Regions from separate parts of the Homo sapiens genome. Here region 2 is linked to region 1. A link is an interaction called in ENCODE POLR2A ChIA-PET data of the cell type or tissue named here. Cell type or tissue: OCI-LY7. All regions are shown on one strand. Region 1 overlaps TMEM252-DT (TMEM252 divergent transcript). Region 2 has its middle 33 kb from the start of PIP5K1B.

Region 1 (5,000 bases):
TGTGCCACTGCACTCCAGCCTGGGTGACAGAGTGGGATCCTGTCTCAAAAAATAAAAAATTACAAAATAAAGAGATGCAAGAAAATATTCGTTATGGAAAGTGGCTCATGTGATTATGAAAGCTGAGAAGTCCATGATATGCCATCTGCAAATGAGAGACCCAGGACAGCCAGCGGTATAATTCGGCCTGAGTCCAAAGACCTGAGAAGCTGAGGGGCTGCTCATAGAAGTCTCTGAGGCTGAAGGCTTAAGAACCTGGAGCTCTGATGTCCAAGGGCAGGAGATGAATGTCCCTGTCTCCAGGAAGCATTTCCTCAGTAAATCATACCTTCACATTTCAAGAGTGTGAATTTTCCCTTCTCTCACCTTTTTGTTCTGTTTGGGCCCTGGATAGATTAGATGGTATTGCCCACATTGATGAGGGTAGGTCTTCTCTACTCAGTTTATGATTCAAATGCTAATCTCTTCCAGAAACAACACCATGACAGACAAACCCAGAAATAATGTTTACCAGCTATCTGGGCATCCCTTAGCCTAGTCAAGTTGACACATAAAACTAACCATCACACTGGGGTTAGGGCAATAGACCCTCTCATGCCTGAGACAGCAGGACTGAGTCTGTTGCCAGAGTCAGAACTTCTAAAGAAATGGAATACCCAGTGCATTACAAGTGTAATATGAGAGAGAGAAAAATGTCATCAGTAAGGTCATGAACCTAGCATGCAAGTGGACGAGAGAACCCCAGGCCTCACTAATAAGGAGGTGACCAAAGAGGAACTAGGACCCTGGAGGTCCTCAGGCAGCTTGAGAAGGTGATCATGGAAGAGGCAGGAAGAAGAGATCAATGTTAGATATCTCTGTGAGGAGCAGGCACATCGGCAGCAGTAATAAAGAGTCTACAAAATAATTTTTATGTCAGTAAATCTCCTGCATGATGACGAAGAGAAGGCATGGACATATAAATGAAAATTCAAAAACTCAGAATAACGTGATAGCTCTGTCCCCAGTCACTCATGAACAGAGAGATACTCATCACCTACTGGCCCAGGGGAAGGAGTAAACATTAAAAACAGAATCACCTTCATTCAGAGTGTTTAATTCAAATATGTAGGACTATTTGGTAGAAATTTTGTAAGTTTGCCTACATGAAGTGATAATGTTCAAATAATCCTTTTTTTTTTTTGAGATAGAGTCTCACTCTGTCGCCCAGGCTAGAGTACAGTGGTGCAATCTCAGCTCACCGCAACCTCCACCTCCTGGATTCAAGCGATTCTCCTGCGTTAGCCTCCCTAGTAGCTGGGATTACAGGCACCCACCACCACGCTTCGCTATTTTTTTTTTTTGTATTTTTAGTAGAGATGGAGTTTCACCATGTTGGTCAGGCTGGTCTCAAACTCCTGACCTCAGGTAATCCACCTGCCTCGGCCTCCCAAATTGCTGGGATTACAGGTATGAGCCACCGTGCCCAGTCAATACTTTTCTTTCTTATGTCTCTGTTAAAGGACCTTCAACATAGATGGTAATGTAGTAGAAATATATGTGAATACAAGGGATGATCGCATATCACTCCATTTATCCAGTCTAGACAATCAACTATTGGCAAACATTATTACAGAAATTATACCCTAAAATAATATCCTGGTATACAGACATTGTTATGAAAATCTTGTGTGTTTTGAAGTCTTAAAAACAAACAAGGAAACAAAAAGTAGTACATTCTGATTCTCAACTATGGGCCCAGGGTTGAGAATGGAATAAAGGCACTCTGGAAGGCTGAGATGCTGCAGTGTGTGATGTTCCAGAAGGGAGCCCGGGCCATTTCCTTTCTGCCATATTTGAATCCAGAAGGTCTGTATGCTTCATGTGTCCTTGCAGTGGACAGGTGCACATTGAATTAAAAGGATTAAGACCAGAACTCATCTAACCCTTGTCACACTCTTTAAAGGAAGCATAAATAGAAGCCCTGACCACAAACTTGAGCTGGTTTCTATGGTTTGAAAATGTACAGTTAATCCAGACTATTATTATTTCTGAGCTTCAACCACTAGTAGTAATATGCTATCACCAAGGGAAGTTTGACCTTTTTATAGCCCAACCTATAAGTGTGAAATAAAAGGAACTGAAAATGAACTCAACCCATTAACCACTTATTAGGCCCTATGGTTTGCCTTGCTCTGCGTTTGGGGAGAGTGTTATGGGGTCAGGGGCAGGGGATTAAAAACATGTGATGGAATCTCTGGTCCTAAGAAAATGAGTGTAAACATCTGTGGTAAAAAGGATGGATTAGTAGCGAATTAGAGCCATTCTGTGTGCTAAAAGTTTGAGGAACTTTCTAGAAAGAAATTTTGTACATATTCCAAAATATTGAACTGAGTAGGAAAGCCGCAAGCATTTGAGTCAATTCTCACCTTCTGATTTCTAAATGTGGATGAAGTCACCGCCTCTGACCTTGGGGAATATTTCCTGTTGCCAACAAAGCCTGCTTGGTGAAGCCTGCAGCAACGAGCCCTTTAGAGGCCCTGTGCAGACTCACCTCATTGCACCAACCAAAGGATCAAAGGACCCAAAGAGAAACTTCCTTGGAGTGGGCTCAGAGCTTCGCTCCTCCCCGTCCATCATCCCCTAGCACCATGGTCTAATTAATGTCCTTACAACAGACCCATCCTGTGACAGCTCCTCCTCCCTGGGAGTAGCCTGTCCTGTAAAGTGGACTCCAACCCCTGTCTAGCCAAAGTCTTCTACAGAAAGAATATAGTTGCAGGTGGAAACTCGGTGGGGGAGGAGTCACGATTTTAGGTAGATTACCTGCAGGTTTCTGCTGACTCCCTTAACCACCCTCTACCACCACTCAATCAGTATTCTTCTTTATGAGAGAAAAACAATTGGCTGTGCATACATTGTTCTCCGCAGACCCAGGGCTGCATAATAAAATACCTACAAGAGTCATACAAGAAACAGAAATTGCAAAAGCCTGATGACTATCAGACCTCCTGTAAAGGCATTCAACATCAGGGTTTGTTTGCCTTTTTTAAATTGCATTTGTTTGTTTGTTTGCTTGCTTTAACAGTGTGCTGGTCAAACAAAATACATCTCCAGTCTAAATGCTAACCACAGGCCACCAGTGTGTAACCTCTGAGGTAGACCATCCTTTCTCTTCAGTGAACAGGAATAATGACAAAAAAGAAAGAAGCTGTTTTACCATCTTTGTTTATGCTGATGGTTCTCTCTCAAAGGAAACCAGACATTTTGTCCAACTGTGTGTGTAACAGCACAATTAGAAAAGAAACGTTTCAAAACACAAGGTTTCTTCCTGCTGCTAATGCCAAAAACAAGGATCCAAAGAATCTAAAAATAACATCGATTTTTGAAAATATGTTTATTTGGTACTTCTTGATGATAGTCTCAGCCCCAATGAGAACAGTTGAAAAAGAAAGTCCCAAATGCCTCCACTGGTTTGCTGCAGAGCCCGAAAGCTGTTGGCATTCGCAGTTATTATTTTTAAATTTCTAAAAGCAGTATTAATTAAATAATCAGATATTGAATGCCTATGAGTTACTAGCTATGGGCATTTTACCCAGGATGTCTCTTGCCTGCAGGAATAGAACACTGACTGGTTGACTTAGTAGCAAGGGGTTGCTTACTTGATTGACCAACTGGCAACCTCCATTGTCTAGCAAAGACAGAGGTCTACGGGAAATGGGAGGTGAGTTTCATTGTCTGACAGTCTTCCATTAGGAGCAGCTCCATCTCCACTGTCTTTTTTTGACGGCACCTTCTGTTGGCAGGTGTGAAATCTTCACTTCTGACACTCTTAAAAAATAGAAGATTTTCTCCTTTAAATGATCCCAGTACATATGCATGGCTCTTAAAGAAGAGGATCTCAGGCAGGGATGCCACCCGCACATCCCTCAATAGGCATCTCACATGACACCAAACATTTGCAACTTTTTAAATAACTATCTGATTTTTTTTTTTTTTTTTTTTTGAGACAGAGTCTTGCTTTGTCACCCAGGCTGGAGTGCAGTGGCATGATCTTGGCTCACTGCAACCTCTGCCTCCCAGGTTCAAGCAATTCTCCTGCCTCAGCCTCCCAAGTAGCTGGGATTACAGGCACCTGCCACCACACCTGGCTAATTTTTTAAAAAATATTTTTAGTACAGATGGGGTTTCACCATGTTGGCCAGGGTAGTTTTGAACTCCTTACTTCAAGTGATCTGCCTGCCTCGGCCTCCCAAAGCGCTAGGATTACAGGCACGAGCCACTGTGCCTGGCCCTATCTGATTTTTTTAAAGCTTAATTCAGAGTATGCATTTTGCCATTTTCCTTAGAAGACTGTTTATGGCTGTGTAGCTTCTCCAATACCTACTGTGAACTCTGACTTCTGAAACTCCAAAATCGCCTTATGAAAAATCCTGTCCTTCCTGGTAGTGTGGGGTCAGGAGGAGGTGGTAATGGTTAATGGTTACACAAAGTAGTTTGAGAGAATGAATAATACCTAGTATTTTATAGCACAACGGGTACAAAAAATAGTGTGAAAGAATGAATAATACCTAGTATTTTATAGTCAAAATAGTTTAATTGTACATTTTAAAATAACTGAGAGAGAATCATTGGATTGTTTGCAACACAGAGGATAAACGCTTGAGTGGATGAGTATCTCATTTTCCATGATGTGAGTATGCATTGCATGCCGGTGTCCAAGTATTTCATACCCCATAAACATATACACCTGCTATGAACCCATAAAAATTAAAAATCCTTTCATTCTTGATTCTACTACCAGAAAATTAATACTTAACCAAGTTACTTGTCTTCTGCGTTAATTTCCTCACTATCTAAAAACACTTGATCCTACTTTCCAAACTAAGTATTACATGTGTATAAACACATATACTTACAGACAAACTCACCCAGGGCAATTTGTGGAAGTCCAATTAGTGAGTAAATTGTAACTATAGACTCGAAACTCTTTGATCGAAAACCCAAGTCATTCAAATGAC
Region 2 (5,000 bases), 95 kb before region 1:
GCACTTAGAGCAGGAGTCAGCAAGCTATGGCCTGGGTGCCCAATCTAACCTACTCCCGATTTTTGTAAATGAATACAAAACTCATTTGGATGAATGAACATCTATTAGTATATAGCCACACCTATTTGTTTACATCTATAGCTGCTTTCATGCTTCAGCGGCACATTTGGGTACTTGTCTGCACACCTAAATTATGTACTTTCTGGTCTTTTAAACAATTTTGCTAATCCCTGACATAGAGGAAAGTGACCATGCCCAATCTAGCATCTGATACAATGAAAACACTCTGAAAATTCTTATGGAGGAAAGGGAGAAAAAAAAGAAGGAAGGAAGGAGGCTCAAGGAGATAAAATGAAATTACCCTCAAATCACATTTTGCACAATGAAATATTAGAACAGGATTCAAATCAGAATACACTCAGGACTGGCTATTTCCAGTAAGCAGGCAGGTGGAGGAGGAAGAATTAAAGGGATTGGAATAAAAGTGATTGTTCTAGTTCACTATTGCTGAGTTATCAACTACTCGGAAATGTAACAACCATTTTATTGTATCTCATGATTTTTGGGGTTAGACATTTGGTGGACAGGGTTTGATTGGGTGATCCTTCAGTCCCATGTAGTGTCAATGGAGATGACTTGGTGGTATTCAGCTGGCAGACAGGCTGGTTTTAAAGGTCCAGTTCAGCTGTACTATATGCCCGGTGCCTTGGTGGGTACGGTCGTAAGGCTGGGCTCAGCTGTGGCGTCTGGCTTCAGGATGGTCAGACTTCTTACATGAAGGTTCAGGGCTCCAGGAACAAGCAGTTCAACAAACAGGCAAAAGCTACATCACCTTTTTATGATCTAACTCCAGAAGTCACAAAAAGACACTTCCACCCTACTCTGCTGGTTGAAGTAGTCATGAGCCTGCTTAGATTCAAGGGGAGGGAACATAACCCCCAACTCTTAATGAGGAAAGATCAAATAATTTGTGGCCATGCTTAAACCACCCCAGGGGAAAGAAGATGGAATTGTTGGGGGCAAGTAACCAACATTTACTAAAGGTTTTAGTAGTTATTTCACTACAACCTTCTGAAAAAAGTATTATTCCCATTTGACAGCTTAAAAAATACATTTAAGATTAAATGACTTAATTAACTTACACAAAATGACTGAGCTGGTGAGTTACAGAGCTGTGATTTCAACTCAGGCATAACTCCAACTCTGGAACTTTTTCTATTATATCATGATGTCTGTCACAGAGAAATGAAGAAGAGTCAAGCATGGCAGACAGGGCAGTGATAAGGTTAAAAGGAAAAGCCCATGTCTTTGCCTTCCAGATCTTGGGAAATAATTGTTGGTGGCAGCAGGTGCCTGAGTGTCTTTCTGCAAAGACAGAATGCCCTGGTATAACAACAATAACAACACTTGCTGAAACCCCAGTCTGGAAAGTGCCAGACTGATCGCTTCTCCAATTCCTAGTCAGCTATGCCAGGCAGTCTCTGACCAGAGTCACCACACCTTTGACCACTCAAAAGGGTGATGCTGATAAACTACTCAACTATCTCCTATGCAGTAGGTGACTCTCACATCTTTGTCTTCAAACAGATCCTCTCACACGGGCAAGCTCCAGGCCCCAACTTCAAACTCCCTATAGGCCACATCCACTTCGATGTTCCCGAAGCTCAGACTCAACATGTCAGGACACACAGCATCATTTTCTCTTAGCACACTTCTGCTCCTCCTGCCCTCCTTGGTCTCCAGACCTGTGAATCCTCACCGATTGCTCCCTAACCTCCTCCTGAGGGGCAAGACAATATAGTCTGGTAGATTAGCACATGGGCTTTGGTACTGTGCTGCCTGGGTTTGAGTTCCTGTTGGCCTTAGTTATATGACTTCAGGCAAGTTATTCTATCTCGTTGAGTGTCTGTTTGAGATGATAGACTCTGAGATGGCAACAATAATAGTACCTCCTCAGAGCATTTTTAGAACTGAGCTAATATTTTGAAGTGTTTAAAATAGCTTGTGGCACATACTAGGCACGCAGTAAACATTAGCTATCATAATGCTCAATTAGTTTCCAAGTTCTAGTAGTTTTTTTTTTATATATTTAGGGTTGTTTTTCTTACTACCTTGACTATCTTAGCCCAACTCCTCATGACCTTATCCCCATGTAGTTGTGATTACTTTACAAGAGGGGAGACTCATGCCCTCACTTCTTCTCCATCAATCTGTGCTGCACATAGCTAGCTGAAAAATCTTCTCCATTTATTGGCTTCCTGTGTACTAGGCAATACACCAAGCATTTTAGAGATATTATCTATAACCTTTGCAACACCTCACTAAGCTGAGGACTCTATTATTCCTCCTATGACAGATAAGGACACTGGCCTCAGAGAAAATAACTTGTCCAAGGTCACACAGCTAGTAAGTGGCAGAGTCAAGATAAGAAACTTGTTGATGTTCTCTTATCACTCCATACTTCACTCTTCTATGACATCAGACTTCAATATTCAATATATCATCTCCCTGCTTAGGAACTTAAGTAAATAAATAAATAAGCAAATAAATCAATGACTTCAGGGAAGGAGAGCTAGAAACCTTCAAAAGTTTTTTATTATATATAGGATTTCATTTACCCTAATATTTAAGCACAGGACAATTTAGCCCCAAATTAATTTTCTAATTTAGGGCCTAATTTCTAACTGGGACTTCTCAGCCCAAACTCTCTATTCTAGTCTGTCTGACCTACTCATCACTCTACCACAGACCACAGTGCATTCCTGTCTCTGAGTCTTGGTGACATTCACCTAGCTGGATTGCTCTTCCCGCACTACTGCACATCCATCTAGCCAAATTATACCCAGGTCACACCTCAAACCCCACTTCCTCCATGGGCCAAAATAACAGATGCTGGTGAGGGTGTGTGGAAAAAAGAACTCTCATACATTGTTGATAGGAATGTAAATTAGTACAACCATTACAGAGAACCATATAGAGATTTCTCAAAAAAAAAAAAAAAAAAAAACCCTGAAAATAGAACTACCGTATGATTCAGCAATCCCACTACTGAGTATTTATGCAAAGGAAAAGAAATCAGTGTACCAAAGGGATACATGCACTCCCATGTTTATTCACAATAGCAAAGATATGGAATCAACTTGTATCCATCAGTGGATGAATGAATAAAGAAAATGTGGTTTATTTATGCAATGGAATACTATTTGTCCAAAAAAAGAATGAAATCATGTCATTTACAGCAACATAGATGGAACTGTAGGTCATTATATCAAGTTAAATAAGCCAGACACAGAAATAAATATTGCATGTACTCACTTATATGTGGGAGCTTAAAATATGGATCTCATGGAGGTGGAAAATCAAATGGTGGTGACAAGAGACTGGGAAGGATTTAGATGTGTAGATGAAGACAGATTGATTAATGGGTACAAACATACAGTTATACAGAAGGAATAAGCAGTAATATTCAATTGTAGAGTAAGGTGACTACAGTTAACAACAATGTATTGTAGCTAGAAGTGAGAACTTGAAATGTTCTCAACACATAGAAATGGTAAAGTTTATGGTGATGGATCTCCTAAACATCCTGAAGTAGAAGTACACATTCTACGCATGTGACACAATGTCACATGTACCCCATAAATATGTACAAAACCCAAACCAACAAACAAAAAAATAATCACAAAGGGCCTGAGATTTCATAATAGCTACTGGAAAGCTAACAATTTAGCCAGCCAAGTTTCATGGATGCTGGTAGAAGGCATAGAACTCCTGGGTCAGAGACAAAGGACAGTTTTTAACTCACAGCAATGGTAGTAGCCAGAGTAGCAGCATTTTTGGGCCAGTTCTTCAAGTCCTGATGCCCCTGGGGTAATGTGGAGAGGGTCAAGTGACACCAGCACACACAGTAAGCTGCACTATAAGGAGAGGAATAGAGAGAACTTAGGACAGCCTCATGTTTTATAATGGATGGTAAACACGCTTCCCTTTTACTATCTCTAAACTCCAATGCTTGATGCTTCCTAGAAAGACATTACCTCTCTCTCTCAATGTGTTTACTATACAAAAATCCTTGAAAAGTTAGCCAAGAACAAAGATAGTCCATGCCTCCGCTCACAAGATATATGGAAACAAGAATCCCATGAAGAATGGTCTTTTGACACTGACAACCCAGGCTACATTGATGTTGCCTTCCTCTGTGTTTCTAAAACAGTATTTGTCTAGCTTGAGTGATGTGCAAAGCACTTCTGAGAAAACAAATTCTCATAGGCCTCCTAGGGTTCTCTTAAGCACTTATATTGTAATGTTATTTAAGTACAAGTAAGCCTAGGTGTATTCTCATTGTGCTCGTAGCTCTTACATACTAGAAAAAAGGGCAAGGAGTATAAATGCAAACCAAAACAAGAAAAGCAATCAATTTCATATTTACAATATTAAATTATTTTTACAGAAATTATTGCTTGGCTAAAACTAAATTGTCGATGTAGGCTTTAGTACTAAAAAGAAAACAAGTCCATATCTACATTTACCCTGCTCTTGTTTTTTTATTTCAACAATATCAGTGTGAATAATGCCTATTTGCAAAATATTTTGTACAAAACAGTATTAATAACAATAAGCTTTTGTTTGCTAATTCAGGGTTATTATACCTTATAGTTAACCTAAGTTAAAAAGCAATTTTAAAATAAACAAAGAAAAAAAGAAAAAAGAAAACAAAACAAAAAAGCAATTCTAATGTTACACTGCTTTATAGACTCTGAAAAGTTACATTCTCTTAAAATTTCTTAGCTTTACTGAATTACCAAATGTGTACTAAATGTGTTTGTCTAATTTAGTTATTGGTGGCATCAGCATATCTGGGTTCTTTTTTTCCTTGCAGATGTCAAAAACAAATTTCTAGTTTTATTAAAGAGTTGATAAGAATATTGACAGAATCCTGTACATATCAGAAATAGAATTTTATGAATAATTTGATCTTCAGTCAAGTTTTCTTTCTATCG

The links. Peaks named below come from ENCODE experiments on the same cell type or tissue, not always from the same donor. Only the 100,000 strongest peaks of a DNase experiment are listed, where the experiment ranks them.
Region 2: POLR2A ChIA-PET joins it to region 1 with 5 read pairs; 1 of 35 experiments calls an interaction of 5 or more read pairs at or near these places.

What each region holds. Positions count from the first base shown.
Region 1 is chr9:68,575,435-68,580,434 of GRCh38, reverse strand. All of the region lies in intron 2 of TMEM252-DT (TMEM252 divergent transcript), which reads right to left. Among named protein-coding and RNA genes, the nearest start is that of LINC01506, 31 kb to the right of the region's middle. In OCI-LY7, no CTCF peak of the experiment used is centred here; DNase peaks (open chromatin) are centred at 1,974 and 2,494; H3K4me3 peaks cover 1,797 bases; H3K27ac peaks cover 3,846 bases.
Region 2 is chr9:68,670,205-68,675,204 of GRCh38, reverse strand. No RefSeq gene overlaps it. Among named protein-coding and RNA genes, the nearest start is that of PIP5K1B, 33 kb to the left of the region's middle. In OCI-LY7, no CTCF peak of the experiment used is centred here; a DNase peak (open chromatin) is centred at 2,814.